Regions from separate parts of the Mus musculus genome. Here region 1 is linked to region 2. Evidence: chromatin loops called from intact Hi-C (ENCODE). Cell type or tissue: heart. All regions are shown on one strand.

Evidence for each region. Hi-C counts contacts between places; a loop is a spot of excess contacts. Peaks named below come from ENCODE experiments on the same cell type or tissue, not always from the same donor. Only the 100,000 strongest peaks of a DNase experiment are listed, where the experiment ranks them.
Region 1: it touches region 2 in a loop (2.7-fold over the local background); 2 of 42 quality-filtered maps call a loop at or near these places.

Annotation. Positions count from the first base shown.
Region 1 is chr14:70,776,505-70,784,504 of GRCm38, reverse strand. Dok2 (docking protein 2) reads right to left here. Exons shown (of 5, transcript NM_010071.2): 4 at 7,508-7,689; 5 at 6,011-7,046. The coding sequence ends at 6,432. Among named protein-coding and RNA genes, the nearest start is that of Dok2, 6.1 kb to the right of the region's middle. In heart, a CTCF peak has its summit at 3,566 (motif pointing left); DNase peaks (open chromatin) are centred at 3,134, 3,514, 6,234, 7,574 and 1 weaker place; H3K4me3 peaks cover 768 bases; H3K27ac peaks cover 2,130 bases; H3K27me3 peaks cover 549 bases.
Region 2 is chr14:71,471,053-71,479,052 of GRCm38, reverse strand. No RefSeq gene overlaps it. Among named protein-coding and RNA genes, the nearest start is that of 4930429C20Rik, 54 kb to the right of the region's middle. In heart, a CTCF peak has its summit at 3,226 (motif pointing left); a DNase peak (open chromatin) is centred at 4,932.

The DNA of each region.
Region 1 (8,000 bases), 690 kb after region 2:
GAACATAGAGCATTTAGAAAGCTGTCTCGAGCAGAACTTAGGCTGCCAGCTTGGACCCACAGTTTGACTTCAAGTCATTCGTTTTGCAGGTCTCCAACACCCTTCTCTCTATCTCAAACATTCCTTCTCCAAGAACCCCTCTCCAAGCTGAGGCTGAGGAGTCCTCAGCACTCCCCCTCCTAGTGTGGAAAGGAAAGGCTGCAGGCAAAGCATTTCTGACCTCTCCTTGACCTCTCTTCCTCCTTTCTTCATTCTTTAGAACCATGTGTCCAGGCAAATCCTTCCACCTCTACCAAGCCCAAGTCTTCTCTGCAAAGACTGTGGGGAAGCTGCTTGCCTATGACCCAGTGACCCTATTACTAAGATAAGCATAATTTGACTGCTGGTTTGAGAGCCAAATGAGACTGTGGTAGACACCGGAGCTCAGCATGTGCCAAGCACTGTCCTGGGAGCTATGCTTTCATTCATCCCTTTTATCTTTGCCACAAACTTCAAAGAGGAGAAGTGTTACCATCTCCTTTTCCCCCAGCAAAAACTGATGCAGGTGCCAAAAACACAGCTGCCTTTGAGCAGAGGTAGAACTTGAACCCAGGGAGTCAAGCTGCAGCCTGTGTGCCCAGCCCACAACATTAAGCTGTCCCAAGCATGCTTGCTACAAAGATGGAAGTGTTGTGAACACTGCATACCACTGCCTTCACTCTACCATCCCTATCCACAGCCTGGAGATTGATGGACTCTGCTCTGTGCCGGGCAGTAGAGGACCAAAGCCAAGCAATGATGTACAGCCTCCTGCCAGGGGGAAGCCAGCCTAGCACCTAATTGGATCAGACCCCCCTCCCAGGATTCCTCTACCTCCTCCTCTCAGCTCGCTATCTCTCCAGCCCTGCCCTGCCTGAGGTTCTGCAGCTGCCCCAGTTGATTTTATAAATGGCCCTTGCAAGAGGTGGGCACCTTGGCTAATTGAATCAACGCCCAGAAGGCAAGAGGCAGGAGGCTGGTTAACATCAAGGCCGAAAAGTGGTGGCAGCAGCAGCCTGAGGAGAGTCCCCAGGGAGGGCTGAGTGAGCCAGAGAGGCTCAAACAATCAGATGCTGAAACCTTTCCAGATGCTGAAAGTCCAGGTGGAACCTCCTGGGGGGGGGGGGGGGGGGGGCTGGCATCCCCTTCTCTAAGCGTGGGGCAGGTTTACTCAGATTAGCTCACACACACACACACACACACACACACACACACACGCACGCACGCACGCACACGCGCACATGCACGTGCACACAGTTTATACACTCTGAAGAAAGTAGGAATAAAGAGAAATGGGAGAGTCAGAAAAGAATGGGAATGACACAGCATTCAGCAGTAGTGAATTTGGGTACATGCCTCCAAGCTGGGGACCTGAACCCTGAACTCCTATCTGCCCTGATGCCAATGCATGGCTGTGGCACACAATGACATCTCAGTCAATGACAAGCTGTATATAAAGTCTGTAAGATTAAAGCAGATGAAAAAAAAATACCTCCTGCCTGGCATGTTTATGGACCCTCTTCTATCTTGGATGTTTATATATACACAAATACCATTATGTTACCAATACATCCAGTATTTCACATATAACATAGCTCTACATGTTTGTATCCTAGGTGAAACAGGCTATGCCACACATCTATAATATATACATATTACAGATATATTGTGATTATATAGAACATATATAAATTATATATTACATGCATATATGTGTTATATTTATATAGCAAATAGTATAAATTATATTTACACACAGACATATATACAAACATACCATGTACCTTAGGTACGCAGTTATATATCACATAGGTATAAAAATTCAGTGGTGCAAGATAACCTACAGAATCAACTAGCCTGGGCCCCTAAGGGCCCACAGAGACTGAACCACTCTCCAGGGAGCCTGCATGGGACTGACCTAGGCCCTCTGCACATATGTTACACTAGTGCAGCTTGGTCTTCAAGTGGGACCCCTAACAGCCGGAGCAAGGGCTGTTTCTGACTCTGTGGCCTGCCTTTGGGACCCTTCCCTCCTACGGGGCTACCTTGTCTAGCCTCAATAGAGGAGGATGTGCCCAGTCTTACTGCAACTTGATATGCCAGGGTTGGTTGATGGGAGCCCCCCCCCCCCTTCTGAAAAGACAGAAGACAAGTAAATGGAGATTGGCAGGAAGGACTGGGAGGAGGGGAAGGAAGGGAAACTGTGGTCAGGATGTAAAGTGAAGAAATAATTAATAAGCCGGGCGTGGTGGCACACCTTTAATCTCAGCACTCGGGAGGCAGAGGCAGGTGGATTTCTGAGTTTGAGGCCAGTCTGGTCTACAGAGTGAGTTCCAGGACAGCCAGGGCTACACAGAGAAACCCTGTCTTGTAAAACCAAAAGAAGAGGAAGAGGAAGGAGGAGGAGGGAGGAGGGAGGAGGAGGGAGGAGGGAGGAAGGAGGAAGAAGAAGAAGAAGAAGAAGAAGAAGAAGAAGAAGAAGAAGAAGAAGAAGAAGAAGAAGAAGAAGAAGAGAAAAAGAAAAGAAATAATTAATAAAAGAATATTCAGTGGTGACAATGTGTAGTGACAAATTTCTCAGAACATGTCCATTCATTAGACAACCTATGACCTCAATTAAAAGATTAAGCCAGTCTATAATAGTCCTAGATACACCTAAGTTTCTCATAGTATCAACAGGTACTAAGCAGCTTGCCTAGAGCCAGAGACCCATTCTGGGTGGCAAGGTCTTTGTAAATCCTTTGCTCGGGCCCACAATGGCAGGTCTGTTTCCTTCCTTGCCTGTGCACTTTCCCCTGGCCGCCTGGGTGGCTCAGCGGCTCTTGAAGGAGGCCTTGCCTCAGTGTGTCTGTCTGTGGTGCTCTCAAGCGCTTCTCTCCCTGACCCATCAGTGACCGCCTCTGCTGCTCCCCACTGCTTGCTCCTTTGAGTTGGGGCTAGGGGCTGGGGAACCTTCCGGAATCCCAGCTTCTGAGAGAGAGGGACATACAAGTGGCAGTTGCTCTGTAGTATTACTGGATGAATGATGCACACACATCGCGGTGACACAGACACAGCTAAAGCTAGCTAAGAGGCATTCAGAGCTCCCTGCAGAATGGGGCACACCCACTGGCTCATTTCCTCCGAGGACACTAAAAACCTAGTCAGCATTTCCCCAACAGCCTTCTAAGGACTTTCATTGCCACTCCCAGCTTCCCCAAATGCTCTACTTCCGCAGCTACCAACCCCTCACCCCACTTTTCCCCAATCAAGCTGTCCACCACGTCCCCTGGTGAGATCACGTGATCTCAGAGTAGAGCAACCAGAAAGTTCTGTCTCTTGAAGGTGAAGGGCGCAAAGAGATAGGGATCGGCTCAGGATCCCATATTTTGAAAGCGTGTTCACATTTCCGGAGGGGAATCCCAAGGTTCGGAAGACTCCCGAAGCTGCCCCTCACCACCAGATCCTTCAGGTAGAGAAATTCGTCCCTCAGGACCAGGCACCCACCGCGCCTCGCAAGCTTAGTCCCTAGTTGCAGTTTCCACAGGCTGGCACTGCCCCCTGCTGGGCACATTCGGGATGAGTGCGTCAAGTGCCAAGTGAGGAATCAATAATGTGGCCTTCTTTGCTTTGAGACACAAAGCGTCTACCTGACTCCTGCCCCAATGCTCTTCCCCCATGTCCTGAGGAGCCTGGGCTCCTTGGAGAATTGGACCCGCAGATTGAATGCAAACCTTGGCACAGACAAAAGTGGCAGAGAACCTCTTACCTGCTCCAGCTTACGTACTCCGTTAATAACTGTCAAAAGCTACCATAAGACAAAACCTAGGAGGCCACACACCCGGGGTCTTGAAGGCATGGATCTGTGTGTCTGTTGCTCATTACTCTCCTGGATGCTAGAACCTTGTCTTGCACTAGAACCTCACTGTGACTGGACAGAATGCAGCCGCCGTCTTTCTGTTTGGTTGGTTGGTTGCTTGCTTGCTTTTTTGCTTCTTTGGTTTTTTAGTTTTTCGAGACAGGGTTTATGTATGCAGCCTTGACTGCCCTGGAACTCTGCTCTGTAGAACAGGCTGGTCTTGAACTGAGAGATATGCCTGTCTCCGGAGTACTGGGATTAAAGACTCACCCCCTGGCTACTGTAGCCATCGTAATTAACCTCAGCATGTGAGGATCCAAGCTCACTACCTGAAACTTAAGTGTCGCCTTGGAAACCTCTCTTCTTCGTCACCCAAGCTGCACAGGAGCTAACTCTGTAGCAGCTTTTGAATCCCAGGAACCCTTTCAGTGGCATCTCTACGCTATACCTCTCACCCCCAAGTCCAGCTTCCCAGAGCTGCTGTCCCTAAAGATTTATTCCTGTGGCATTCCTTACCCAAGAGCCTCAAACCTCCCTTCCTTCTCCCACTAACAATGAGCTTCCCACAACATACTCCGAATCTGCTGCTGCCGACACTACCCCTCCACCTACAGCAGGTTTCTGTGTTGCTAAGACCTCCCAATGTTCATGTCGTCCTAAGCCAAAGAGGCATGGGGCACACCTGACCTACCAAGAGATTGGAGGCCATTGCCAATGCCCCGATGCCGGCGCTGAGGAAAAGGAGCCCATCCATAGAGATCAGCTGATCAAAGTTCAGTGTTCAAAATGTGGTTTCTACTGGATGGATGTTTCCTGCTATCACTAAGTCAACATTCCAACTAAACAGTGATGGAGCAGCTCGCTCTGGGTCCAATTCCTTCCTGACTCCTTCTGTAGCTTTAGTATTGTTCCTTCCAAGATATCCTCTCTCTCTCTCTCTCTCTCTCTCTTTCTCTCTCTCTCCCTCTCCCTCTCCCTCTCCCTCTCCCTCTCCCTCTCCCTCTCTCCCCCCAGACCCCTTAAGTACCATCAAAGCCCTTCCCACCCTGAAAGGCCCACCTCAAACACCACCCTTTGCTATGAAGTCTTTCTTGGACATTAACTGCTTCTGAAGCACCTGGCCTTGGGCTGCCTATGTGGCACTTAACATTCCCTTCTCAAGGACAGCCATCTGTGCCTTGTCTCTCTCAGCTTTACACATATATGTAAGGAGGGGTGGGGTGGGAATCATGTCCTAGGAAAGGCTGGCCAGGACCACACAACCGGTAAGTCTTATTTCTAGTGCATAAAAGATACAATAAGTCACTCATTTCTTGGGACCCATGAGATGGTTCAGCAGGGAAAGATCGCCAAGACTGATGGGCTGAGCTCCATCCTGGAACCCATGGAGGATGGAGAGAACTGATTCCTGCAAGTTGTCCTGCATCCTCCATGTGGGAGCTGTGACAAGCCCTGCCTGCCCATACACGCAGAAGTAGATAAATGTAAAATCTATTAACTGCTAAGTCTTTCTCGAAATCCAGATTTGCCATCAAACCCTTCACGCATCCACTGCCATTTTTCTGTCCTTGCAAAAAGTAAAAAAGCAGATGTTTGAAGGTTTTTCATGCTTTGAATGGACCTCATGTTTCATATGTTAAAAACAAAATCTCCCAAGTTATATGCTCATGGATTTGGAAGCAGGGCTTTGGGATTGGACGATGAGGGCACTGTTTCTGTAGATGAATGAAGTGATTCAGGAAGCAGTGCATGATCCAGGGAACAGCCTTGCTTTCTCTCTATGCTTGCTGTCTTCTTGTCACATCATGTCCACTGTGGTATTATCATGCAAGAAGAAGGCTCTCACTGGATACCATAAACATTTTGTGTTTGTGGACTCCCCAGCCTGAAGATCCACAAGCTGAAAATAAAATCTTTTTTCTTCATAAACTACCTAGTCTGTGGCATTCAGTTATAGAAACAAAAGACAGATTAAAATAAAGATTTTCCTAGGGGGGGTGGGAGGGTCCCAGACCTCCTGGGGCCTCTGACCCTGTAGACAAATGCTGAGGACCCAGCAGAGGCCCAGGGAAGACATCCCAGCCAGTGGAAGAAGCACTCGGCAGGTCAGCCCCAGCATTCTCTCCCCTCACAGCATTACAGGCCACAGAAGAGTAGTTCGAAATTGGTTTAATGTATAGAAAACTCTGGGAGCTAGAGGGACAACAGCTACTCTCGCTGCTAACCAGAAGCCAGGGTTGTCCCAGGAACAAAACATCTATAGGCAGGAGGCCTGCCCACACCGAGGAGCCAGGACATCTGTGGAAACCCTTTGTCTCTTAAGAGAAATGGCCCCAGTTCCCTTTAGACCCAAGGCAGTGGGAGGAAGTGGAAAAGTGTAGGAGGAGGGTGGGTCCCTCCAGGGCCCTCTTTCTGCTCCAGGCTAGTGACTCACACAGTACACAAATAAGGCACACCGAGCCTGGGGCCCAGGAAGGGGCAGTAACCAAAAGGACTCTACCAGAAGCCACCATTTCCCCTCCACAGCTTCCGAAGACCTCCCTGGGAACCACATATCCCATCTTCTGGCCATCCCCTACTTTGGGCCTTTTTTAAGTATGACATTGTCATACTCAGTTGCCTGTGGCCAGTCAGGCACAGAGGAGTCTTGCTGGAGGGAGCTGGGACCCCCATCGGCAGTGGCCTGCTCCCTCCATGTCTCCCCTGAGGGCCTCTGTGTCCTGTCATAGAGGGACAGGGCAGCCACACCCTCAGGCTCATCATATATATGGTCAGGTAGAGGGGCCCCAGGATCCTCCTGAATGCTGTCATACAGTGGGTCGGGAAGGTGTGGAGGGGGGCCCGTCAGGAGGCCCCTGAAGCTCTTCCTCAGGGAGTGAGCCACCGTATCAAAGGGTACGGCATACTCCCCCTCAGGGGCCCCTGGCCTCATGCCAGGCACCAGTGTGCCAGGGGATGGAGAAGGCAGAGAGTCGTGGGGCCGGGAATAGGGGCTTTCAGGTCGAGGCAGCACAGTGGGCATCATGGGCCCTGTGGCTGGCAGGGATGGAGGCCCGGAAGGGGTGGCATTCTTCTGGACAGCAATGACCTTTTCTAAGGCTTGGAAGATCTCATTGCCGTGTCGTGTTTCGAACTCAAAGTTGCCCTCTCCAGAGAGACAGCGTCTGCCAGCCTCAAAGGAAAAAGTTGCCTACAGTGAGGGGGGAAAAGAGGGAAAGAACTGTTCTTCCCTGGACTCCACCCACATGGAAAAGTGCTGACCCTGGCACCAGAAACTTCTCTTGGAGCTCTTGGAGCTCTTGCCCCTCTGCCTCTGCATTTTGTTTGTTGGGGTTGGTTGTTTACTTGGGAAAAGGCTCTCACCATGTAGCCCAGGCAGGCCTTCAACTCTGTCTCCTGCCTCAGCCCCCTCAGTGCTGACATTATAGCTGTGTGCCACCACATCTGGCAAGAACACGCTCCTCCCCATCCCTTCTCCACATCATCTCTCCTCACCTAGGCCTCTTGGCTTTCACTCCTTCCCCTCCCACCTCTGCTGTCTCTCTAGATGACCTTCCTCCTCGATCCACTCTCTCTTTATTGGCTCTCTGCCCCTCCCTCGTTGTTCTCCTTAGGTAACTCATCTTTGGTCTCAGCCCTTCACTCACTCACCTTGTCACGCCCAAAGCGTCGAAGAAACCTGTAGGGCCAGTCATATAGCTGTGTGCCTGGCTCAGGGCCACCCCACAGCTCCAGGGCACTCACCCCGGTCCGGAGAGTATAGGACCCTCGGAGCCGGCAGCGCTCACTGGCTTCTGTGGGTCGTATGGTCACCATATATTCCTTGCAGAGCCCTGGAGAGGAGAAGAAAGAGAGGCAGCTTCAGGAAACAGTGGGCTCCTTCTCCACCAACCCATCCTTAGTAAGCATGCCAGAAATTCTTGAGAAAACCCTGTTCGTGTTATCTGTGATCCCACCACAGATCTTAATGCCTAGGCTGCTGACCCCACCTCCTCCCCTGGAAGGCATTCTTCAGGCCCTCGGCCATACCACCCCAACCCTGTGCCCACATCCTTCCTGCCACTGCTGCCAGAGCCACAGCTTGGTTTTCTCCACACCATCCATCACTCCCCAAGACCCTGATGCTAAGCCCCAGGTGAAGCCT
Region 2 (8,000 bases):
TCATTGACTGTGTGGGTGTTCATAATATGACTGTAGGGGCGCATAACACACCACATATGTAAAGGTCGGAGAACAACTTTGGGGTGTAGGTTCCCTTGTGGGCTCCATCCTTTACATTTCATTAGATATACTAATGCTTACAAAATAAGTTAGAGATTAAAATGCCACAACCAAAAACAATTTAAAGGAGAAAGGCTTCCAGTTCTGGAGTAAACAGTCCTTCATGGTGAGGAAATCATTGAAATGGAAGCCCGATCACAACAGGGCAGTCAGGAAGCAGAGACATCAGACTGGGAACTGGGATTCAGAAAGGAAGCCAAGCTACAAAACTTCCAAGCACATCCCAGGGATGGGCTTCCTCGTGCAAGGCCCCACCTCCTGTGGTTCCATATAGCACCAAATAGAACGACCAAGTGGGAACCAAGTATTCAAATACATGAACATATGGGAGACAGTTCACATATGTCCCCCACAACAGGTATGGCAGAGGCACGACACAATGCATCTTGCCATATGATACTGGTTGTATTTACCAGAGTCTCACAGAATGAGTACCAGGGGGAAGTAAACAAACCTTAATATTTCCAGAGTTTACTTCTTTTAATTTTCTATATTTCTCAAATTTGTGTAATAAACGTGGTAGATTTATAATTTCAATAATTATCCTGGCGTATACTTTAAAATATTAAGATGTTTTATTGTGGAAAAATAGCTAGTGGTGAGGCAAAATAATGTTCAAAGAGGAATATCACTGGGAGGGAAGTGCCCATATCATGTAGGACCAAACTTATCAAGAAAGAAAAAAACTAGGAAATGTTTTGATAACATTAGAGACTTGACCTATGGATCCACAGGAGCCACCAAACAGACTATAAGTGTAGAAGCACACAGCAAATAATTTTGAAGGTACAACCCAATAGGAAGAACCTAATTGTTCAACTATAGGTTTTGTGAAACTTTTCCACTCTTAGTGGGGAAATAGACCTTTGTCCACACTCTACACAAAATAAAATTTAAAGGGTTCAAGGAATTAAATCTAAAACAATGAAACCACTGAAACATAACAAAGGTCTAAGTGGCCAATTGTACTCAGAAATCTGTAACTTTTAAGACATGGTCTTTGGCATAAACCACCAGAGGAGGGGATAATTGATGTTACTGTTTCATAAAACAGCAAAGCAAGAGTCCCTCAAGCTTGAAGGAAGTGGGTGCAACAGACAGAATCAATACAGACTTAATGATCTTTACACTTTTTTTTTGTAATTCCTTGAGAGAGGGAATATAGCTTCCTGAACATGTGACTCTTAAAAAAGCAGATATTAGTGACCCCAAGACTTCTCTGCTCTGAACTCTCTATGTCTTGGGGTCTGTCACACTGAACCTAACCACACAAGAAGTGCTAGCTGAACTAAACTAACACTTACGATGAGGGTTCCATACGCATCAAGGGGAAATCTCTTTCTTAATTTGGCAGATGCCTGTGTGGTTTGTACTGTGAGATGGCCCCTGTAAGAAGCTCCAAATACACAACAGGACATAAGACAAAGGAGTTTACACACATAGGAAGACACAATGTTAGTCAAAGATCAGAGAAAGTAAATATTTCAGTGGAATGGGGAGAGAGTGGATTGGACAAGGAAATGCTAAATCTCTAAGGGATTTAGAAGGCTTCTGAAAGATAGAATGTTAGCCTCTAAGTGGGGCTGGGTAGAAGAGAAGGGACAGCCTCCAGGAGGGTTAGGATTGAGGCAGCAAAGAAGGGATTTTCATACCACAAGAGTGACTAGCTTTGCAAGTAGAGAAAGGGGTGAAGGCTGAAGAATGGGAGCTTTGGGGAGTGTTTCAGGCACTGGAAAATGGAGCTCAGACTTTAATTTTGTGAATGACAAGAAAACCCAAGACATTTAGTAGAACTATGATGTAAACTTTCCAAGGTTGAATGCAACTTCTGTGTGAAGATTTTGTTGTTACTAAGTTGTAGGAAAGAGAATTAGCTGAGAAACAAACCAGAAAAAGTCAAGTTTAGAGGTAGGGTGTCCAGCTGGGTGGTGGTGCATGGCCTGGGAGACTCAGTGGGAGTGGGAGATGAGGCAGGCAGAGGACTCAAGGATGGACTACTGCATAGGGATAAGAGGGACTCTGAAGTTATAGAACAAACAGACCTGGTGACTGACTGAGCACAAGAACTGAGTGGCATGGATAAAGATGACACACTGGAATCTTTAAGCCTTCAGAGCTGATATGACAAGAGACAGGAGTGGCAGAGGTCAATAAGACAATTTAAAAATACAGATGGCAGAATTAATATAGGTGAGAGAAGAAATAATATTAGTTTTTAAAATATGTAAATTTTAAAAGAGTATACCTTACTATTTATCCAATGGTACATCTAATTTTATGTGGACAATTACAAGGTTTGGGTATTTTGAGACAATCTTAAATAATCAAGGCTAGTCTCAAACTTGCTATGCAGCTCAGAATGACCTTGAACACCTCACCCTCCTGCCTCTGTCTCCCTACTACTGGGACAATGATGTGTCATCATGTATAGATGCATAAATTATATTTAAGGCTTAGTGTAAGGAGTGTAGGGTTTCAGAGGACAAATGTATGGCCATTCGTCACTTTTGGCTCTGCATGATGACTTAGCCAACAAGTCCTGACTGATCATTCATTACACACAGGGACCAAATTAAGTGATGGAGACACAAAGTCACATAAAGACCTATATTTTGGCTCAGGACAATATTTATTTGTGAACTCTGTTTGTTTGCTTGTTTCAAGGCAGTTGTTCTGAAGACATGAGAATGAAAGGCCACACCTTCTTTCCACACCTCAACAACAACAGCATAATAAAGGAGTAACAGACATTCTCCAAAGATCCTGTGGATCCACAGGTTCAGAGGTCATTGCTTGAAGAGCATTAGCATAAAGCAATTAGCACACTGATATGAAAGGATGTACAGTGGGTAAGAAGAGTGTCTTGGAGGAGGGAAGGAGTATTCCAAGAAGTGCAAAAGAAGCCAAGGGGGTTGTGGGAGAAACAGAGAACATTGATGTTAGCCAATCTCCAAAGAAACCCTGGGAGGTGTGGAAATAAACGAGTCAAGGCTGAAATCTTTAGTCTAAACACTTGTTTCTCCAATGGGGACAAGTCAAGATTATGCTGACAGAGCAGTTTCTACAGAAGGGCACACAGGGGTGTAGGCGCACTGCCATCCAGTGGCAAGAAAGGAGGCACAGGTCTATTATTTTTCATAGCCTCAGTTTAAGCACTACTGAGGTCTGAGGGGCAATGGCAGGAGTCTATCAGCTCAGCTCTTTCCCTTCCTACAAAGCAACCAGTCCCATCATAGGGTCCCTGTCCTTATGATATTGTTTAATCCCAATTACCTCCCAGAGACTTCATCTGCAAAGAACATGAACACATAGATTTGGGGATTAAGTTCAGCGTGGGCTTTGGAGACTAAATCCTGACAGATACTTTACCATCTTATGGGTAGGGTAATTTTTGTGTTTCAAGTTCCCCCAGTTTGTCTAAAGCTTCTTTAATCCACAGGTCACAGTGAATCTTAATAAGGAGTCTCATTTCCTAGCAGAAAACTACTGCAGGGCCCAGAAAATAGTATATATCCTAGATGACTCTATGGAAAATGGTGTTCTTTCTCCTCTGAAAGGGTTCCTTGGTTATCCTCTTAGCAAGGGATCTTCTCCAATGGCCTGGCAGTTAGCTTCCAGCAGAAAAGGACTATCTCACTCCAAGTACAAGACTGATAAGGAACGGCTAAGTGTCTCTAGGTAGAAGAAGAAGAAGAAGAAGAAGAAGAAGAAGAAGAAGAAGAAGAAGAAGAAGAAGAAGAAGAAGAAGAAGAAGAAGGAGGAGAAGAAGAAGGAGAAGGAGAAGGAGAAGGAGAAGGAGAAGGAGAAGGAGAAGGAGAAGGAGAAGGAGAAGGAGAAGGAGAAGGAGAAGGAGAAGGAGAGGGAGAGGGAGAGGGAGAGGGAGAGGGAGAGGGAGAGGGAGAGGGAGAGGGAGAGGGAGAGGGAGAGGGAGAGGGAGAGGGAGAGGGAGAGGGAGAGGGAGAGGGAGAGGGAGAGGGAGGGTGAGGGTGAGGATGAGGGTGAGGGGGAGGGGGAGGGGGAGGGGGAGGGAGAGGGAGAGGAAGAGGAAGAGGAAAAGGAAAAGGAAAAGGAAGAAGAAGCCCTTGCCTTTTCAGTAGAGTTGAAGCACTGTGTTGGCACTGAAACCCCCTACTTCAGCCTCCAGGAAAGTCTTTTCTTGAGCCTTCATGTCACCATAAGCATAAGTTGTGTTAATTATTGGAAGTTGCTGAGGCTCATCAGCATTAGAGAGACAGGCCTTTCTCCTATTTGGAATAGTTCCAGAGTGGTTCATTCTTGAAGGAATTGAGTAGCACAGTGACAGAAAAAGAAAAGGGAGTGGAAGGAAAAGAAGGAGGAAGAGAAGGCAAAGGAAGAAGAGGGCAGGCTGAGGGAGGAGGTAACGAGGAGAGGGGGAAGAGATGCATGGAGGAGACAGTGAGGAAGAAGAAAAAGATGGGGAAAAGAGGAGGGGAGGACATAAAGGAAGGAAGGAAAAGGAAAAGAGAGGAAGGAAGGAAAAGAGGAAGGGGTAAGGAGGAGAGGTGAGAAGCAAAGGAGGGGAGGGAGATCACTGCATCAGTGATGAACCGATGACTTCATCTTCCTCTCATGCCCATTAGCCTCTCTCCAAGAGTTTTCTAAATGGCTGCCACTGTGAAAGGGTGAAAGCGGTGGGGGGTTGTGTGCCCCCTTCTTGTTGTTCAGGCACACACCAGGTGCTTCAGACAGATGTGGGCTGGGTTCATCCCAACAGCAGGACCCCCTACTGCTTTCTACTGCCTCTCTTTTTCTTGGGCCCTGACATTTGGAAGCCAGCCCAGGACTCATCGGTGCTTTATAGGTCACATGAATTTTGGTATTTTTAGATTCGATAACAGAAATAGCTCGCCCAAGCTTCTCACATTGTTCTCCTGGCATGCTTTAAGGATGGTAGTGCAGTGTGAGTACACAGAAAAGTAAAGGACCTGCGATCAAGTCAGAGTTCTGGGTCTGCGATGTGATGCCTTGGCCCTAAGCCCCATTCAAGCTACTCTGCCTCTTCAACGTACAGTGTGAACATTGTAAAATGGGTACATGGGTAAATTTGACTTTAAGGTCACTCATGTGAAATGAACCAGTCTTCAAGTGGGATAATATATATATATATATATATATATATATATATATATTTCCTGTCCCCAGAGGAAAGAGGTGAAAATGTGTAATCTTTACACTAAATCTGACCAAATCCAGGTTTTCTGTTACAGTTTCAATCTCAAATGTTCCCATGCATGTTCCCATGCATTCCCTTGCCCCTTATCTGGGATATTGTTGGAAAGTAGTAAGTCCTTTAGGTATTCCAAGTTTTTAATAATGTCATGCAGAGTGTTATTTTATTTATGTACTTCATTTAACATGTAGCCAATTCTGTTTGTAGATAGACATGAACAGGAAATAAGCATTGTTTTCTATCTTTGTATCTGCTTTTTAGGTGTTCGTTTGTCTTCTGTGCATTTGCATGCCTTAGAAAGCAAACAGCCACCTCCCTCTCTTCATTCCCTTCCCTGCTCAGCCCCCAGAACAAAACATTCTCAATATTTATAGCAGGATCATTCAGTATTTATTTCCATTCCTCTGAATTGCACATATGCTTAGCAACTTCTTGAAATTTACAAATTCTAGCCTCTCTCTTTGACTCCCACTGTCAAAGGTAAGGCATGAGCTTGTAGCCCCTGCCCCTGACCTACTGTATATCGATATACTTCTGTCTAATTCCATATTCTGTCAATGAAATTACATTGTAATTGTTGTTAGTGGATTCACTGAGCATGAATTATTACTAAGTAGACACTATATGTAGATAAACTTAAGGGAACACTCTGATTAGCTTTGTTTCCCCAAAGAGTTCTGTTTCGTGTTGACATTAGTTTTTCTTTGGACCCAGTTTATATTTTATTTGTTCCTTGTGTATATTTATCACATTTCATCACCAAGCTCCGTGTCTGTCTCTTTATCCCCTTCAAGTTTATTTGGACCCACAGAGCATAGACCCAGTAGAGCTATGATCCCTCCCATCTTGAGTGCTGGGAACTGAACTCCAGTCTTCCACCATGGTAGTACAGGCTTAGTCACTGAGCCACCTCTCTGGTCTCTGAATGTTCCTTTTAAAATACCATGATTCACATCCATGTGTACCTTCCTGCACATATGAACACACATATAGATAATAAAATATGTAAATAAAATACCAAGTTTTTCCTTCCAGAAGATATATTCTCTTAGCTTTCCAGATATTGAAGACAGTTTGATGTGTCTTTGTTTTCTGTGTGTAGTCTCTGTCTATCATGTTAGCTTTTCCTAAGTCTTTCTCTAGCTATCTGTTTTTTTTTTTTTCTATAAAGGTTGTGCTCAAATATATGGCTCACCTAAACTATTTATTTTTCAGAAAAATCTAAAGGGGCTAAGTGAATGGATGGGCCTTGTTGGCCGGCCTTATCACATTAGAAGAATCTGTGTTATAAATTCATAAGTTTATTTAGAACCTCCACTTTTAACTTAATATATAATTTTCCTCAGAATTAGATCCCCAGAGAAGGCTTTTCCAGCCTCTTGATTGAAAGAGGTATAAATCACATAACTGGGCACTGTAGAGAGAACTACAGGGGGTACAGACATTAAACCTGTCTACCTGATGCCAGGCTCCATCTTGACCGGCATGCCTCCTGCATCCAGTTCTGAAGCCATTTGAACATTTGTACACATAAGTAAGGTTGCTTCTCAGTTTTCTCAATGTTTCCTGTAAGAGTCTGTTTCCATGGCTCTGTTACCAAACTTCTTATGGAGATTCATTCCACCTCCATGGATGCCCTCTCTCTTCATCCTGGTCATCTTCATGTCTTTCTGAAGCAGTAGTTCTCAACTTTTCCAAAGCGGCAACCCCTTAATACAGTTTCTCATGCTGTGGTGAATGAACCCCCAACCATGAAATTATTTTTGTTGCTACTTTATAATTCTAATTTTGCTACTGTTATGAGCTGTAATGTAAATACCTGTGTTTTCTGTAGTCTTAGGCAACCATTGTGAAAGGGTTATTCGACCTGCAAAGGGGTTGCAATCCACAGGGTCAAAACTGCTTCTAAAGGGGAGGGGGGAGCTCTACTGTTCGCTCATGGAGTTCCAGAAGGAGAAAGAAAGTAGAGAGTTGTGCTCCATTTCTCCTTGTGGGAACCTCTAGCTGGTGTCTTCATAATAGAAAAAAAAAAAGATGCCAATAAGGAACATTCCTTGATAATCCCAAAACCAGAAAAAAGAGGAAGAAAGGATAGGATGTTTATGGGAATCAGGTTAGGATAGCTGTATGCCTCTGTCCATTATTTGCAGATAAGAAATCCTGCCAGTGCTTCCAGGTCCTGTAGCTCCTAGGTGGCTTAGATTTATGCTGCCAGCATTATCTTTTCTCTCCTTTCTCTGTTTTCCCTGTTCACAAGTCATCTTGTTAGTCCAAATTACACTTTTTAAATTTCAGCATCTTACTACTTGTAATCAAGTTATTGATGAGGCTGACTGCCCTAAACAATTTTTTTTTATATAGCACTACTAAAACCCTTAATGAGATGATATTTAACACAAGAAGGGCAAGCTAATGCCTAAGCCTTTCCAGGAAGAGACTCATTTTAGGGCCAGCTGAAACATCATTTTCTCTTGGTTAAATATAATCCAATCCAGAAGAACTTGGAGCTAAACTATATATCAGAGAAGAAAAAAAAAAGTCATTCTAGATCTCTGAAAGAGAAGAAAATGTCTTAAGCATGAAATACCACAGACATCAAATATAAATTAAAAACTCTCAGTCTTCATGAATTTACTTAATGAAAAGCTACTGTGAGGCAACTATTTAAAAGATTGTGTCCTGATCCCAC